Regions from separate parts of the Homo sapiens genome. Here region 2 is linked to region 1. A link is a loop called in an ENCODE intact Hi-C map of the cell type or tissue named here. Cell type or tissue: heart right ventricle. All regions are shown on one strand. Each heading gives the region's core, and the rest is flanking DNA. Links, peaks and the distances in the headings are about the cores only.

Region 1 (9,549 bases), core at 2,962-5,461:
CTCATGAGGAGCAATATTTCCTCCACTGATTTTTTTGCATGTTCATAAGTTTGTGTTCTTTATGTCTGAAGGTCAATTTTGCTAGATATAAAAATACTGGCTCACATTTTGTTTCCTTTGAATACCTTAGGTATGACTTTTCTTTCAGCGTAAGAGTTTCCGTCAAAAAGTCTAAGAACAATCTAATTCTCTATTACTGTTTTTCCCTTTTTTGTCTAGATGCCCAAAGGACTTTTTCTTTTTCTTTCTTCTTTTTAACCCAATAGTTTTATTAGAATATCTTGGTATGGGTTGTTCTAAGGTGATATTCTAAAATACATGATTTTTTCTTTCAAAAAGTAGTTTCAATTTTTTTCCAGAAAACTTGTCTTAAAATGTATCATTTGCACCACCTCTTTGCTTTATTTTTCTCCTCTCCTATTACCTGTATGTTGGATCTGCTTTGTCTATCTTCATTATTTGTCAACTTTTCCCAAATTTTACTTCTTTCTTCATTTCCTTTGGATTTTTAACTTTTTCCTCCTTTTCACCTTCTATTTCTCTTAGGTCAGTATTTGTAGTATTTAGTTGATTTTGTGCTCCTTCCAATTTTGAATTTATTTCTAAGATGATTTTTTTTAATTTCTAATTCTTTCTTGAGTTCTGTCTCCTTGTCTCTGAGTTTTGCTAATTCAGACTTACGCTGCTCTTTCATCTCCTGTATAATTTTGTAATAATCTCTTTTAATTATTTTGAAATAGAATATTATGATTTTAATCATTTTTTTGTTTTGTTTTGTTTTTTTGAGATGGAGTCTCGCTCTGTTGCCCAGGCTGGAGTGCAGTGGCGTGATCTCGGCTCACTGCAAGCTCCGCCTCCCATGTTCACGCCATTCTCCTGACTCAGCCTACCAAGTAGCTGGGACTACAGGCACCCACCACCAAGCCCAGCTAATTTTTGTATTTTTAGTAGAGACGGGGTTTCACCGCGTTAGCCAGGATAGCCTCAATCTCCTGACCTCGTGATCCACCCGCCTCAGCCTCCCAAAGTGCTGGGATTACAGGTGTGAGCCACCGTGCCTGGCAGTCTTAATCATTTCTAATTGAGCGTGTCTTCTGGTATGTTTTCATTGTCAGTAGGGATTTTACTCTATTTCTTTCTTAAAAAGTTTGTATGGGATCTAACTTTGTTAATGTTCTGTACTTTTATAAAATGTCTTATTTATATAATTTCTATAATTTATTTAATGTCTTTCTCTCGCTCCCTGTATGAGGACAGAGACTATGTCCGTTTCATTCATTAGCATATTCCTAGTGCCTGGCACATAGCAGATGTTCAAGAAATCACTGCTAAAGGAATGAATAGAAGAGTTCATCAAAATGTTCATAGTGGTAATCTCCGGGTGACAGGATTTAGAAAATGGCCTTCTGATGTTTTATAAGTTGCTATTTTTCTAAGTTTTTTTTAATAATGAGCATGAAACATTTTTATATTCAGAGACAAAGATTTTTAATTTTTAAAAAAAGGTTTGTATATGAAGCTGGGTATATAGATACCATATATCTTTAAAAAAACAATAAAGAAGTGCCCTCTCCCTCACATACGTCTTCTATTCGTAAATGAAAACTCTGGGGTAAAAGAAGGTGACAAAGCTGAGTTTTACTAAGAAAGACTAGGTTTAGAGTTTGTGAAAAGGATGACAGCAACCACCCATCTGCTTTCCATGCTATATTTGACAGATTTTACTCTATAGCTCAGAAAACATGTTAATAGGACTTCTTGTAGTGAGAGGAAGGAATTTAAAAAGCAAAGAATCCTGTTGTGATAGTTTGGCACTATATGGAAAATGGCTCACAGAGCCTGCAATTCATGGAACAAAGATAACATCTCTTCGTAAAATCTACACTGCAAGGTATCTCAAATATACAACCAAGAGATGCCAGTGGCAGTGACTTAAAATCACCAAACAAAATGATCCCAAACAAGAATGAGATGAAGCCTTAATATGCTTAACTGGGCCTTCAAAGACCTATTAGAGAAAACATAAGAGATGAACTGCCTCATAAAGCAGATGGTCTTCTCCAGTTTAAAAAAAAAAATCAAGATAATTAAAGGAAACTAAGGAGCAAGGATCTTGCTAAATGGGCCAAGGAAGATTTTTTTCCTCTGAAGAAGAATGCATGATTTTTTTTAAAGGATCTCACGGTTCCCCATGAGGCTGACACAGGTCATTTGGTAAGGTCTACATCAGCAAGGGAAGCCGTCCCAAGGGCAGCTGCCTCCCAGGCAGCATGCAACACCCTGGCAGGCTCTATTCACAGGGGTGGGAAGGAAGGCTGAGGGGTAACACGGCCTTTCTGAAAGAGCACTGGAGTGGGGAGTCAGGACACATGGGATTTGTGTTCTTGATCTGTGATTCTGATGAACCTGGTTCAATTTTGTCACCTGTTAATTTTTCTTAGAAAAACTCATCATTCATTCCCCTAGCCTGCCTTGGTAGTGAGAACAGTTGAGATAAAGAGGAAAATCTCTGTATAGCACAGAACAGAATTGCAAAATTGTTGGTTTATAATGTAATTTTGTTTAAGTAGCTCCATTGCTAGATATAAAGGTCCTACTGTGCAGCAAATTAAAAACTGGAGTAAGGGGAATGAGGTATTTTGAACTCAGTAGAAGATGAAAAAATTTCTGTTCTACTCCAACTGTAAGGTACTCGATACTCCATTTCTGTTCTCCTATAAGGTCTAAGGTGCTTTTTGAGAGAAAAGAGAGGCAGATAAAAGTATCTCAAAGGAAACTCAAAGATTCTATGCCAGAGATTGTTAACTGAAACAGGGACAGGAGGTACAAGTCTTTTATTGTTATAGTCAGGATTTATACAGAAAGGGTACTGCCCCCAAATATTGCCACTTGTGGCTTGCCTATGGGGCCTAACCAAAGCCCACAGGGATAGGGCTCCAGGTAATATTAAGTATCTAACATTTGTTGAGGGCTTCCTTTGGGCTAAATACAAAGAGTGTTCATGATCCCTTTCATTTCTCACATAAATCCTAGAATGCTGGCACCATGATGCTCCTTGTTTCACACAGAAGGACACCAAGCTGTAGCAAGGTTAACAAACTTGCATAACATTGGGACGTTGAAAAGCAGCAGAGCCCAGGCTCCAATCCTGGTCTAACGATCCCAGAATCCTTAGTTTAACATTCTACTCCACTGTCTCTTCCAGGAAGTAGAAAGTGGGATGAAGCTGGTAACATGGCGACTCCAAAGACCTCATTTGCTGAGTTTATCTATCTCTGATCTGATGGTTCCAAGAGAAGGTTAAGTATCATAACCAAGGAACCAACTCATGGTTTCTCTTCAACCACATCTCAGCAGCAACACAGAGCTTACCTTTGGACCTGCCTCCTAATTATCCCTGGATCTCTCCTCTTTTCCCCACATTCTCTAAATCTCTTTTAAGTTTTTGTGATATGTCTAACATCACTTCCTCAATCCTTCTGCACAAAAACCAAATCCACTCTTAGTTTAGAAAATTATAGTGAAATCCCATTTCAACATATTATACATATGAGCCAATCCAGATTTCACCAAACAGTGGCCTAGAAGACATTTGGCAGTTTTCTTAATGATAACACCAGTTGAGCATCCCAAATCCAAAAATCTGAAATCCAAAAGGCTCCAATGAGCATTTCCTTTGAGAATCATGTCAGTGCTCCAAAAGTTTAAATTTTGGAGCATTTCAGATTTTGGAGTTTTGGGTTTGGGATGTTCAACTGCTAAGTATAATGCAAACACTGCAAAATCCAAAAACAAAAATATGAAATCCAAAATACTTCTGGTCGCAAACATCTTGTATAAGAGACACTCACCCCGTAACTGCTAATATATCAATCACACTATTTACCAGGCATTATGTGTTAAGACTTCATATATATTAACCACTTCAATCCTTATAACCACTCCATGGAGAGAAAACTATTATTATCCTCATTTTATAGATGTCATAACAGGCAGCAAGATAGTAAATAACTGCCACATATGTAGCAGGTGGTGAAGCTATTTTGTTTTAAACCTCTCTGAACCTCAGTTCTCTCCTCTCAAAAAATAAAAATATTCTCCCTCTCCCTATCCCTCCCCCTCCCCCTCCCTCTCCCTCCCGTCTCCCCTACGGTCTCCCTCTCCCTCTCCTTCCACGGTCTCCCTCTGATGCCGAGCGGAAGCTGGACTGTACTGCTGCCAACTCGGCTCACTGCAACCTCCCTGCCTGATTCTCCTGCCTCAGCCTGCAGAGTGCCTGCGATTGCAGGCGCGCGCTGCCACGCCGGACTAGTTTTCGTATTTTTTTGGTGGAGACAGGGTTTCGCTGTGTTGGCCGGGCTGGTCTCCAGCTCCTAACCGTGAGTGATCTACCAGCCTCGGTGCCGGGATTGCAGACGGAGTCTCGTTCACTCAGTGCTCAATGTTACCCAGGCTGGAGTGCAGTGGCGTGATCTCGGCTAGCTACAACATCCACCTCCCAGCAGCCTGCCTTGGCCTCCCAAAGTGCCGAGATTGCAGCCTCTGCCCGGCCGCCACCCCGTCTGGGAAGTGAGGAGCGTCTCTGCCTGGCCGCCCATCGTCTGAGATGTGAGGAGCCCCTCTGCCCGGCCGCCCATCGTCTGAGATGTGGGGAGCGCCTCTGCCCCGCCGCCCCGTCTGGGATGTGAGGAGCGCCTCTGCCCAGCCGCGACCCCGTCTGGGAGGTGAGGAGCGTCTCTGCCCGGCCGCCCCGTCGGAGAAGTGAGGAGCCCCTCTGCCCGGCAGCCGCCCCGTCGGAGAAGTGAGGAGCGTCTCCGACCGGCAGCCGCCCCGTCCGGGAGGTGGGGGGTCAGCCCCCGCCCAGCCAGCCCTCCCCTCCGGGAAGGAGATGGGGGACAGCCCCGCCCGGCCAGCCAACCCCTCCGCGAGGGAGGTGGGGGGCAGCCCCCGCCCGGCCAGCCGCCCCGTCCGGGAGGGAGGTGGGGGCCAGCCCCCGCCCGGCCAGCCGCCCCGTCCGGGAGGGAGGTGGGGGGCGCCTCTGCCCAACCGCCCCTTCTGGTAAGTGAGGAGCCCCTCTGCCCGGCCACCACCCCGTCTGGGAGGTGTACCCAACAGCTCATTGAGAACGGGCCATGATGACGATGGCGGTTTTGTCTAATAGAAAAGGGGGAAATGTGGGGAAAAGATACAGAAATCAGATTGTTGCTGTGTCTGTGTAGAGAGAAGTAGACATGGGAGACTCCATTTTGTTCTGTACTAAGAAAAATTCTTCTGCCTTGGGATGCCTTACCCCCAACCCGGTGCTCTCTGAAACATGTGCTATGTCCACTCAGGGTTAAATGGATTAAGGGTGGTGCAAGATGTGCTTTGTTAAACAGATGCTTGAAGGCAGCATGCTCGTTAAGAGTCATCACCACTCCCTAATCTCAAGTACCCAGGGACACAAACACTGCGGAAGGCCACAGGGTCCTCTGCCTAGGAAAACCAGAGACCTGTGTTCACTTGTTTATCTGCTGACCTTCCCTCCACTATTGTCCTATGACCCTGCCAAATCCCCCTCTGCGAGAAACACCCAAGAATGATCAATAAAAAAAAATAAAAATAAAAATAAAAATATTTACCTCACATGGTTACTATGTAGAAATGGAATAAACATACAAAAAGCAATTTAATATAGCACTTAGATTCTCCCTCCCTCCTAGTATTTCTGGGATCATTCCAAGGTACAATACAGAAACTTTTAATTAGACAGGAACAAGGAGATAAGAGAGATGCTTAGAATTCCTTCACATATGCTGCCTCATTTGTGTGTCACAACACCCTTTGGGAAAGAAGTAAATATCACCATCCCCATTTTACAGATGAGAGATTAGGGAACTGGCACACGCATGGACATTCTGCTGGTGACTGAAGTAGGATTCAAATTCACACATGCATATTGTTTTTCCAGAGGGTTTTAAGGGGTTGGAGGACAGGGGTAGCCAAGACTTCTAGTTCCCTTCATCTTTCCTATGTAGCCATTCCTACAAATTCCACACGTCACCTGCAAGTTGCCAATGTTACCTTTCCCTGGAAAATCAAGCCTGAAAACCATAGTCGAAGATAAAAATAGGTACAGTCACAGTTACTAACCATGCACAATTAGCAACTCTTCTAATAAGAAATAAGGAAGAGGGAGGGAGAAGGAATGGAAGGAGAAGAGGAAGGAAAGAGAAAGGGAGAAATGGTCATGAAACAGAAGTCCAAATTGTCAAGCTCTACGTTCTCTCATCCACGTCAGGATTTTTTTCCACAAAGGTATCAGCTACTTATCCTGGAACAACCTGCTGTTCCTTCTCAGCCCTTCAGCTGGGACCTGCATTTAGAAGCCTCCAAGAAGACATACCTGGCCAGGGTCACATTTCTCAGAAAGGCGGCAGCAGGAAGAGTTGAGCCCGGAGGCCACCACCAGGAACAGGGTGTTTCCCTCGACACAGGATGCAAGTTCACAAAGAAACACCAAGGACCTCCTCTATCTCCAGCTACAGTCTCCTGCTTTCCTCAACAGAACTTAAGGGCAGGAAGGAAAGCGGAAGTCAGGAATCAGGGCCAGGGAAGCTAAAACAAAGGCGGGTCTCTAAAATGCAGACACACACCCATCCCCTCCTCCTGAGCTCACACCCACAGATTCTTAAGCTGGGAAGGGGACAAGCCACCATAGAATTCTAAGTGCCTCAGCCACAAACTGCCTCAAAACACTGGAGACCTTCTGTGGGCCCAAGGCCATGCTAAAACAACATGTGAGCTTGGCAGACTCCAAAAACTCACAGAAATCTGTTAGGACACACTTACATGGATCTCTTTTCTAGACAGTTTTCCCCAGAGTCCCAGGTTAAGAACCACTGCACTAGTTGGTCACAAAGTAGGAAAACAGGGCTCTGTAAAAATAAATCATCACTCTCCCACCAAATCTTCTCTCAACTTCCCTAACTGGGTTAGGTGGACATTCAAGCAATATCCCAGACATTTCTGACTCCATCCCTTCCTTGCCCCATGACCAGTCAGAAACCTGGCACTAATCCATCCTCTGAAGCTAGTAACATGTGAATTCTCATCCTTTCATTTCCACGGTCGCCTCTAGGCCAGGCTCTTATTAACCGTCCCGAAGGCCTACAGTCGATATTCTCATTACCTGTCTGCCCTCATGCCAATCCAACTGTACTCTCCCGCAGAGCTGCCTTCCTAAGAGCATCTACCACCTTTATCACCACCACATATACACGCTCCAAGCTATCAACAGCCAGGACCCTGGAGCTGGGCCACCCCGGTTTGAATTCCATCTCCACTGCTTCCTTTGAGTGTCTCTTTAGGTAAGTCAGCTAACCTCCGTTTCCTCCACTGTAAAATGGAGATAATGAGAATATCTATACCAAATGTCTGTTGTGGGAATTAAATAGGAGAGTGTGTGTAAAGCACTCAGAATGGTGATGGCACACAGTAATTGCTGTGTAAGTGTTAACTGTCACCAACATGAATATTCTTAAAGCTTTTCACTGGTTACCAAATAAAATCTCACTTGGGCCAGGCATGGTAGGTCATGCCTGTAATCCCAGCACGTTTAGAGGCTGAGGAAGGAGGATCACTGGAGGACAGGAGTTGGAGATCAGCCTGGGCAACATAGCAAGACCTTGTCTGTACAAAAATACATACATACATACATACATACATACATACATACCAAAACAAAATCTCACTTCACTGATAGGCTCTTATGACCCTCTATATTCTGTCCCAAATGGGTCAAACTAACCCCAACTTGTCCCTAATCTGCATGGACATAAGCCGTTCTTCTCCTACCTGATCCCAAGCAGGGCACCACACCAGTGCCTCACTCTATACTGAAGTTACTGAACATCTCCCACTCACAAGCCTCTTCCATTTGTTCTGCCTGGGATGCCGTGTCATATCAGTGTCTGTCAAACCCTCACAGCTCTCGTAGACAAGATCAAGCACTGATCCCACATAAGATACTGCCATCGTGAATTCCAGCAACAGCACTGAGGATGTTAACACACCTAACAGTTTCTGTGGTCCTGTTCCTACCTGCCCAAGGGCTAATTGGCTGGTCTACCTTAAAGCAGTAACCCTTCCTCTCGGTAAAATGAGGTAGTTGAAACAAGTGACTTAAAAAGCCTTCTTGTCAAGGTTCTTGGGGTTATACAGTGTTTCTCGTTCCTTTGGGACAATTTTTCTTTCTTTCTTTCTTCTTTTTTTTTTTTTTGAGACAGTCTCACTCTGTCACCCAGCTGGAGTGCAGTGGCGTGATCTCGGCTTGCAACCTCTGCCTCCTGGGTTCAAGCGATTCTTCTGCCTCAGCCTCCTGAGTAGCTGGGATTACAGGCACCAGCCACTGCACTGGGCCAATTTTTTATATTTTTGGTAGTGACGGGGTTTCACCATGTTGGCCAGGCTGGTCTCAAACTCCTGACCTCAACTGATCCACCCGCCTTGGCCTTCCAAAGTGCTGGGATTACAGGCGTAGGCCACCGTGCCCAGCTGGAAAAATTTTTCATTAAAGAAGAGGATACATAGGGTAACTGCACATATTTTTATTTTTTAAATGAATAACTGAAAGCATTCCAGGTCTCAAGTTTCCAAGGCTAGGGAAAAAAGTGAAATTTTACTATATGATGTGCAAAATTCTTTTCTCTTTACAATTTGATGACCCTATGACTTCTAGTTTTTTTCCCAATAAACTAGAGACGACAATTTTCATTTCATACCTTATATTATCTCCATGATACATATTGCAAAGCCATTTCTACCTTCCATGTGGAAAGTAATCCTGAGTGTTATACCCAAATCCAAGGCAGTTAAAAAAAAAAAAAGTTAAATTATTTCTCCCTACCCCTCAATTTAGCAATAGAAAATTCCAGGATAACTTTTTTCTATAAATGAACAGAACCAGCCCCCAAATTTCTTAAAAGCAGCAGCTTGGAACTCAGCCACAAGAAGTTTGAAAAGTGGCAAAAAATTTAATAATACCATTACCCTGAAATCCAATAAAGCCTGTTGGAGCTTAACATTTTCAAGAAATCAGACTATTTATGCTATTACCCCAGTACTGCTATAGTTTCCTATAAAGCCATAAATACACACAATATAGTTCACCAGAAAACTAAGAGTATCATAAAAAAGGCCATAAGGAAGATACTGCCCATGAAGTATATCTCCACGGTACTTGCTACAGCAAGTTCACACAGAGGAGTTCATTTATTTTGAAAATTACATTTCCAAGTCCACAACTCCACAACTCATCACTTTGAACTGTGAACAACTTTTAATATAAGTTAGAGCTTTCTTTTCAAAGACTGTTTTCACACAAGATAAAGGTCATACTGAATATCAAGGACATGTATAAGGCTGTCACAATAATGAGGAAAAGGCTCATAACATCTGCGTCTTCATATCTGCTTAATTTAACAGTCCATTCAGCTTTAAGTAACAGAAAACCTACCTAACAGTGGATTCAACAAAAAGAAAGGAGTTGGAAGGCCCAGGGCTGCAGGT
Region 2 (9,549 bases), core at 3,945-6,444, 50 kb before region 1:
TACAGCATAAGCCATCATGCCTGGCCACTTCTACTTGATTCTATCAAAAACAAAAGAAAATATTATTTTTTAAAAGAAAATAAATGTTTTCCACGTTTTTCATTAAGGCTGTGATTCTTGTTAAATGTTAGCCAGATCAGTATCCATTATAATAGGAACACAGCACTTCAAACACAACAGAAGGCCCTAACTAAAGCAGTTCCTGTGTCAGAATCTGAGCCATGCTTCTCAAATGATGCATAGAGGAGGAAGTTAAAATGCAGGTTCCTGAGACCCACTACCTGCGTCTGAGTCTGTAAGGCACAGGTAGGGCCCAGGTATCTACATTTAAAGAAACACCTAGGAGAGGCTGGGCGCGGTAGCTCACACCTGTAATCCCAGCACTTTGGGAGGCCAAGGCAGGCAGATCACAAGGTCAGAAGATCAAGACCATCCTGTGAATGGTGAAGCCCCGTCTCTACTAAAAATTACAAAAAATTAGCCGGGCACGGTAGCGGGCGCCTGTAGTCCCAGCTACTCGGGAGGCTGAGGAAGGAGAATGGCGTGAACCTGGGAGGTGGAGCTTGCAGTGAGCCGAGATCGCGCCACTGCACTCCAGCCTGGGCAACAGAGCAAGACTCATCTCAAAAAAAAAAAAAAGAAACACCTAGGAGTTCTGATGCAGACAGACTACAGGCCAAACTTACTAGCTGCAACGAGATTTTCTCCAAGACTTGCAAATGAAGAAAATAAGATTGCTCTTGAAGTTAAAGTATGATAGTTGAATCAGTCAATGGATCAAAACCAAGAAATGGAGTAAGAGTGAGATAAGATGTCTCCCAAACATAGTATGACTTATCTTTAACTCAGTAGAAAATATTACTGTATCTTGGGCCGGGTGCAGTGACTCATGCCTGTAATCCCAGCACTTTGGGAGGGTGAGGTGGGCAGGATCATGAGGTCAAGAGATTGACACCATCCTGGCTAACATGGTGAAACCCCATCTCTACTAAAAATACAAAATATTAGCCAGGCGTGGTGGCACATGCCTATAGTCCCAGCTACTCGGGAAGCTGAGGGAGGAGAATCGCTTGAACCTGGGAGGCGGAGGTAGCAGTGAGTCAAGATTGTGCCACTACACTCCAGCCTGGGGCGACAGAGCAAGACTCCGGAAAAAAAAAAAAAGAAAAGAAAAGAAGAAAGGAAAAAGGAAGGAAGGAGAGAGAGAAGGAGGGAGGGAGGGAAGGAGGGAAAGAAATAAAGAAGGAAAATATTACTGTATCTTAAGAAAGATTGTATTGATCAAAAATGTAAGTACCTTAAAAAAAAAAGCAATCATTCCCTTTTCTCTGAAGAGGGACTCTTAGGCAATGCACTTCAAGGATTCTAGGTCCCAAGTAGCATCATCTCAAGGGAAAGAAGGACAGCGCGCCTCAGACTATCCCAGCCTGAGACCATTTAAATATTTGATTCATCCAACACCCCTTTGGCTGAAACCATGTTCCCCAAGCAAACAAGCTTATGCTTGGGTTTCCTATGCAGTTGAGTAATTATTTCTATTTGGAAAATAATACACTGGCATTGAGAATGTGCACTGAACATGCAGTACCAAGAAATCTAACACCTAGGAGAGTGGTAATTCTCATAACAAATTAATAGATTCTTATTTTGGCTCCAGTGTTTCTTATTTTGGCTTTAGTATTTCTCGAGAAGTTGATTAATAAGTCCATCCGTCAGAAATGGATCTTTTTTTTGAGACAGAGTCTTGCTCTGTTGCTCAGGCTGGAGTGTAGTGGCACCATCATAGTTTCAAATGCCAGGGTCAAGCGATCTTCTGGCCTTAGCATCCTGAGTAGCTGGGACCACAGGTATGTGCCACTATATCTGGCTAATGTTTAAAAAAAAAAAATTTTTTTTTTTTTTTGAAACAGACTCACTTTGTTGCCCAGGCTGCAGTGCAGTGGCACAAACACAGCTCACTACAGCCTCGACTTCCTGAGTTAAATCCTCCTACCTCAGCCTCCTACGTAGCTGACGCCAGCATGTGCCACTATGTCTGGCTAATTTTTTAATTTTACAGAGACAGGGTCTTGCCATGTTGCCCAGGCTGGTCTTGAAATCCTAGACTTAAGTAATCCTCCTGCCTCACCCTCCCAAAGTACTGGGGATTACAGGTGTGAGCCACCGTGCCAGCCCTTAAACATTTTTTTAACAGAAACAGAGACTCACTATGTTGCCCAGGCTGGTGTTGAACTCCTGGCCTCAAGAGATCCTCCTGCCTAAGCCTCCCAACATACTGGGATTACAGATGTGAGCCACCGTGCCCCGCCATGGATCTGCTTTTAATGCCTGGTTTTAGAGCCTCTTAGCTAGATTGTTGGCCACAGTTATTTCACTGAGGTTACATCTGTTGAGTGTCTCACTTGGCAGAGATTCTGAACATCAGTTTGTGAGTGCTCAAGCATGCTTGTCTTTCTACAAGTGGCCCCTTCACTTTACTGTAGAGAACTAGAAATGAGAGAAATGGGATGTGTCATCACTGTATTTGAGAGTTCATTGGTGAATGAGATATCTAGCCATTTTTCTAGAACTATGGCTAAGTTGAATTTAATATTTAAGATGAGGAAAAACGAAGACTGGTTAAACCATTATAAGTATTTCACTGTTTTTGTTTGTTTGTTTTGTTTTTTAAGGCAGTTCTCTAATAACACCCAATCTGTTTAAGCCACCCATGTTTCCACCCCATCCTCATCTGATCACCCCTCTGAATCTTGGTTAAAATAAAGGACATACACGAGTCCCAGACAGGGTGCAGAAATTTGGTGTCCAGGTGACAAAGTCTGAATCTCTCTGACTTCTCCCTAAAAACGACAACTCTATCTTGAGGATGTCAGTCCTTGGCTATTATTCCCACATCATCTCAACTGACATGTCTAAAATCAAACACATCATCTTTCTCCAACAATTAGCTCCTCCTCCCATCTCTACTATTTCTGAAAACTAACATTTTCTTAGTCTTCAACTTGAAAATCTGACATATTTGATTCTACTCACTCCCTCTCCACCCACATCCAATCAATCACTAAATTCTAGAGATTCATCCTTTCCTCTACTTCCACTCTATTTTTAAAACTACTAATCTTGTCCAGTCCTCATAATCTAAACAAATTACTGTAAAACTCTCATAATCACCTGCCTCCTTTTGAAACTGACCCAATTGTCCCACAGTGCTGATATTTATGGTTTCTTTGAATAAACATAGAAATTGATCCTCCCAGTCTTAAAACTTGAAAAAGTTACTTTTGTCTTAGCTGAGTTCCTTTTTCAGGAACTCAACCATCAAGCCTCCCAGATAGCATGAAGGAGCTGAAACTTACATGACCGCTGCATATGGACAATGAGATGCCAGACCCCTCACCCTCACCTATCATGATTGCCTATCCAACCACCTGCTTCCTGTTGACCAGCTCCTCTTCCTTACACCTCCCTAATTCCTGTTTTCCCACATGTGGTTACATTTCTTCCCTACTATATAAACCCCTAAGTTTAGTGTGTCGGGGAGATGCATTTGAGACTGATTTCCCATCTCCTCAGCTGCAGCACCCGATTAAAGCCTTCTTACTTGGCAATACTCATCTCATTAAATGGCTTTCTGTGCGTCAAGCAGCAGGTCCTAGACCAAACCTCTGGTGTTTCAGCAACATTAACACTTTACCCCACAAACATATTCTAGCCACCAATATCAGATATACTTTCTTTAAACTCTACCTTACAAAGGGCATTCCTTTTCTCATAAGCATCACTCATGTTTCATTAACAAAAGCAAGGTCAGTTAAGTACATTAGCACATTCTCTGGCCTCTACCTACCTATTTGACTTTCTCTCTCACAGTTATCATTCTTCAAAGACTCTTCTTTCCAACCAAATTGCTAAGAGCACTGATCCTCATACCTAGAGCAGAAGTTCCCAAAGGGAACTTCGAGGAGTCTCAGAGATTGAAGCTATTTTCATAACACTCAGATGTTATTTACAACCCTTTTCACTGTGTTGACATTTAAGTGATAGGGCACAAAAAATAAATGATAACATTGCTGGCATCTCAGCATGAAGCAAGACAGTAGCATAAGCTATATTAGTGGTTATTGTGTTCCCCAATGTAATAACGTCCTTGAAGCGGTAAAAATTATTAATTTTATTAAATCTCAACCCCAAAGTATTATGTTTTTAATGAAGGTACACATAAAGTGCTTCCATGGCATACTGAAGTAGGGCTGTCATTTCAAGGAAAAGTACACGTGATTGAGTTGCAAGTTGAACTAGCTGCTTCTCCACACAATACCTCATTTACGTGAAAGAACAACTGACAGACAAACTATGGTTATTCAAATTTGGGTATTGGGTAGACATTTTCACAAAAATAAATGAGGTGGACCTGTCACTTCAAGGAAAACAACTGACACTATTTGTTGGCAATGATCAAATGCAAGCTTTTAAGCAAAAATCAGAATTTTGGAAAACTTGTATCTATCACAGTGAGCTTGACAGCTTCCCAATAATGGAAGACTTTTCTAATGAGATGGTTAAGATTCACAGATGTAATATTTTCATATTGCATAATGAAATGTTTCAACATTTGGAAGATCTTCATAACTCACTGAACCAATATGTTCCAAATAACCAACGCATGATGTTATAAAATTATGTATGGATAAATATCCACTCAAAATGTATGACAGACCAATAGATTTTAATATAAGAGTGCAAACAAGCTTATTATTATCATTTCAGATTCCACATTAAAACTAATCTTTAAGAAATTAGAAATTATGGAATTTTGGTGTAACATCAAAAAAGAATATCCACAATTGCCTGAACAACTATTAAAATAGTCGTCCCTTTTTAACCTATGTATCTGTATTAGGCCAGCAGGGTTTTCTTTACCTACTTCAACCAAAACCAAATTTACTGAGATACACTAAGGATAAAGGCAGATAAGCAAATTCAGCTGCCTTTGATGAAGCCGTACATTAAAGAGATTTTCAAATACATAAAACAACATCACTTTACAGCTTTTCTTTGGCATATCTAAATTGCCAGCGTCACTCCTCTTGTGCTTTGGGTCATTATTAAGTAAAATAAGGGTGACTTGAGCACAAGCACTGCAATGCTACAACAGCTGATCTGGAAACAGAGACAGACGGCTACTAAGCAACTCACAGGTCGGTTTCATAGGCAGGATGGGTGTGCAGGACAAAGCAATGACTCACATCCTGGGCGGGATGAAGCAGGATGGCACAAGATTTTATTGCGCTACCGAGAACGGTGTGCAGCTTAAAACTTATAGTTTATTTCTAGAATTTTCCATGGAATTTTTTCCAACCTCGGTGTATTGCAGGTAACTGAAGCCACAGAAAGTGAAACTGTGAACAAGGACTACTATATTTTGAGGTAATTATATTTATTCCACAATATTTATTGAACACCGGAATGTCTCAGGAGCCAGGTATCCTGAGATACAGTATCCTACTACTCTGCATCACACCTGTATCCCAGTACTCTGGGAGGCTGAGACAGGAGGATTGCTTGAGCTCAGGAGTTCGAAACCAGCCTGGGCAATATAGGGAGACCCTGTCTCTACAAATTAAAAATTAAAAAACAGCCAGGTCTGGTGGTATGTACCTGTGGTCCCAGCTACTCAGGAAATGAAGTGGGAGGACCATTTGAGCCCAGTAGGTTGAGGCTGCAGTGAGCTGTGACTGCACCACTGGACTCTAGCCTGGGCAAAGAGTGACAGACAACCTGTCTCAAAAGTAAATCAGTAAAAATAAGAAGAATGTCCTGGGCACTGTTTATTCTAGGCACTAAGGATATGGCAGGGAACAAAGATTGGATTCCTTCTTTCTGCAGCTTACAGTTCAGTTTCACCACTCAAGTGTCTAAGCAACAGGGGTATCAATATCACCTGAGAGTTTATTTAAAATGCAAATTTCTACAACTGAAAATTAGAATTTTTAAAATGCAGAATCTCAGGTCCCAACCCAGACCTACTGAATCAGTGTCTGCATTTCAGTAAGATCCCAAGGGCATACTCCTGCATAGTTTGAGAAGCAAAGGATTTATGCATCTCCCTAACTATTGTGAACTTCTTGGAGGTACGCTATTACCTTGAATTTGTTCTACCACTAGTATAAATAATTGTTTAATTGTCGTGCTAATCATTCAAACATAAATACCTATTGTAAGAACTTATTTCTGGGGCTTAACAAAAAAAAGGCAGGGAACAGTGGTTCACATCTATAATCCTAGCACTTTGAGAGGCCGTTGAGCCCAGGAGTTTGAGAACAGCCTGGACAACATGGTAAAACCCCGTATTTACAAAAAAAAAACAAACGTGTGTGTGTGTGTATGTATATGTATATATATGTGTGTATGTGTGTGTGTGTGTGTGTGTGTGTGTGTGTGTGTGTATAAATTAGCCAGGTGTGGTGGTGTGCACCCGTAGTCACAGTTACTCAGAAGGCTGAGGTAGGGGGATCACCTGAGTCCAGGGAGGCTGAGGCTGCAGTGAACCGTGATTACGCCACTGCACACCAGCCTGGGCAACAGAGTGAGACCCTGTCTCTAAATAAATAAATAAATAAATAAATATTTAAAAAGGGCAAAGTCAAACTGGCCTAGATCCTGGGAAACTTTCCTTCTCCTAGGAGAAATAAGGCAGTAATTCTAGTGACAGCTAACATTTCAAAAAATGCTTTCTGTGGTCCAGCTGTTGTACCAAGGGCTATATGTGACAATCTTATAAAGCAGATTACTACTATTACTATTCTCATTTTAGAGATTAAGGAACCTGGAGCTCACAGGTTAAGCAAGTGATGGAGCTAGAACAAGCAGGATGTCTGACCCTAAACCACAGAAAGTGGTAAATGTCATCAGAGTTGAATCTTGAAGAAGGAACCCATGAGTTCCCTGATGGAAATATTGTCCCTCAATTTTGAAATCGTCCAGAGCACTAAACTCAGTTCCTAGCATATAAGAGACATTCATGGACTGCAAGGAACTCTGTGAGTGGTTTAAGGTTAACATATCACATTCCAGATTATTACCAATCCAATAATCTTCCATTAAAGATATAATGAGCCTGAGATGAAACGGCTTCTCTCTGATGTGTTCTGCATAGAGTCCATTCTCTAACTTGGGGCCCTTGTTCCAAGCACACAAAGTTAAAAAAAAAAGGAGACAGAGAGAGAGATAGGACATCAACTAAAAGACGAAAGCCACTTTGAAATCCTGGAAGAGGCTGAGGCTTGTTCTGGAGAAAGGGAAGAGCACAGGCTGTGGAATAGCTTCTTTGTCCACAGAGAGCAAGGGATGAATGGAAACACTGGTCAGAGGTCCCCCACTGTAAAGCAAAGCAGGAACTGCAGAGCTAGTCCATTACTGAGAAGTATCCCTAGAGGCCTCCATCAGTTCTTGAACTTCCTTTGGTACACTTCCCATCAGCCCCTTCCCAATGGCATGGAGTTGGAGTCATCTCCATTCTCACTTTCTGACAATTCCACATGGAACTGGGACATTTTCCCCTACAACATTTTGGGGAAAGGTTCTATTAATAACACTCTTCATGTCTGTTAGAGATTAAATAGACTTTCATGGGCAAACCACCTTGTATACCTTAACCATCACATACACCATCATGTATATGAGAAAACATGTTCTGGTAATAAACAACACAACAAAACCAGCTTCTCCAACAAGCCATTTATAGGATAAAGATCTACCTTTATGATATCCCAGATATACCAATTCAGTGTAGTTCTATATGAAGAATTCTTCAAGTAACACGCAGGGAGAAAAATATCAACTAACAACATCTAATTATACTAAGGATGAATTTTTGTGAGGATGAAATCCAATTATATTCAAGAGTAAGTCTATGAAAAGCTCAAGAAAAAGACAGGCTGGGCGTGGTGGCTCACGCCTGTAATCCCAGCACTTTGGGAGGCCAAGGCAGGCGGATCACCTACGGTCGGGAGTTCAAGACCAGCCTGGCCAACCTGGTGAAACTCTGCCTCTACTAAAAATACAGAAATTAGCCGGGCATGGTGGTATGTGCCTGTAATTCCAGCTACTGGGGAGGCTGAGGCAGAAGAATCGCTTGAACCCGGGAGGCAGAGCTTGCAGTGAGCCGAAATCGCGCCACTGCACTCCAGCCTGGGTGACAGAGTGAGACTCCGCCTCAAAAAAAAAAAAAGAAAAAGAAAAAGAAAAAGACAAAAGCTTACACACAATAAGCATCAGCTCACCTCTTAGGTACCAACACCAATGGCTGGGGTCATCTCATTCTCTCACTTTCTGACCATTCCACATGGAATGCTAACCATATATGGTTTTCTAATAGTCAAATTATTTGATTTTTCCAGTCAAATCTGTTTGAATATGAAGCTTTTATCTCACTGTTTTGCACCCAAGGGTTCTAATGAGGAAACACAATAAATAAATTACAAGGGTAACTGGTAACTACCCCCACATTTATGAAAGCAAACTGGGCATATTAACTGAGTCAGACTTGAGCACAAAATTTATGAACCACCCACATCCTAGGTTTTGAAAAGCTAATGTTTTCCCTCTTCTTAACCAGATTAACAGATGGAAGACTCTGAGAAGTCATCTAGAGATGTCTTTAGAAATTTCAAGCACGTTTTGCTTAACAGTTCATGTCACACTTTGATTCTACCAGAAGGCAAGGGACTGAGACTAGGATGACTATGATTAAAAGAAGACTGTAGATCCAAGGATGCTGCTACTATGGCATCACACTTGTATGCAGCTGTAACAGGCAAGATCAACATTAGCCTGGTTCTTCTACCGTAACAGTTCCATGTGTATACAATGGCTAAGTCCATTGATAGTGGGAGCAGGGGGCTGCAAGCTCAATGCCTTGAGCTGGAGGGGACAGGACCCATCTAAAGGGGCTGCTGCTGACTGTTGTCTCTTTGGCATTTGAGCTCAGCATTGTGAGATTTCTGAATTTACAAGAGGAATGAGAGGTCCTCTATTTTTATGTAAAATATCTCAATTTCTAAGCACTGGCATCTAATTAAGCATTTTCTGTAACACTGTCCATGGAACAAAATCTGCCTGTGAGTTTGTGCGTTCTTCAGTATTGCTGTTTGTGATCTCTGATGCTTTATGGCATCATATTGCCTTTGTAGTGCCCTAAAGTCAGAGTCATATCCTTTTATTTTATATTCTGCATAGCTCCTTAATAAAATCCTATGTTTCCTAAGAAATAAATGTCTCTTGAACTAACATAAGAAAAACATGGCTATTACTGATAGTCTTGTCTGTCTGTTTCTAAGCTTTGATCAAAGGAATAAAGCCATTTCCATATGCCAGCACCCCTCAACTATGCCACCCTCCAGAACTGAGCCATACTACTAAATATTAAGCTTTGCCATGTCTTTATCATGTTTTTATCTTTTATTTTTATCATGTTTTTCTACCATTTCCACACTTATTCCCAATCTCAGTTGAGGTTGTAGTTTCGGATTCATCAGTCCACACCAAAAT

Evidence for each region. A loop is a pair of places that touch in the nucleus more often than their neighbours do. Peaks named below come from ENCODE experiments on the same cell type or tissue, not always from the same donor. Only the 100,000 strongest peaks of a DNase experiment are listed, where the experiment ranks them.
Region 2: a loop joins it to region 1, with 1.9 times the contacts of the local background. A loop is called at or near these places in 7 of 110 quality-filtered maps.

What each region holds. Positions count from the first base shown.
Region 1 is chr4:41,044,528-41,054,076 of GRCh38, forward strand. All of the region lies in intron 4 of APBB2 (amyloid beta precursor protein binding family B member 2), which reads right to left. Among named protein-coding and RNA genes, the nearest start is that of APBB2, 170 kb to the right of the region's middle. In heart right ventricle, for the core only: no CTCF peak of the experiment used is centred there; a DNase peak (open chromatin) is centred at 4,255; H3K4me3 peaks cover 1,315 bases; H3K27ac peaks cover 2,308 bases.
Region 2 is chr4:40,993,661-41,003,209 of GRCh38, forward strand. The region is part of intron 6 of APBB2 (amyloid beta precursor protein binding family B member 2); the gene reads right to left. Among named protein-coding and RNA genes, the nearest start is that of APBB2, 220 kb to the right of the region's middle. In heart right ventricle, for the core only: no CTCF peak of the experiment used is centred there; a DNase peak (open chromatin) is centred at 5,235; H3K4me3 peaks cover 587 bases; H3K27ac peaks cover 1,102 bases.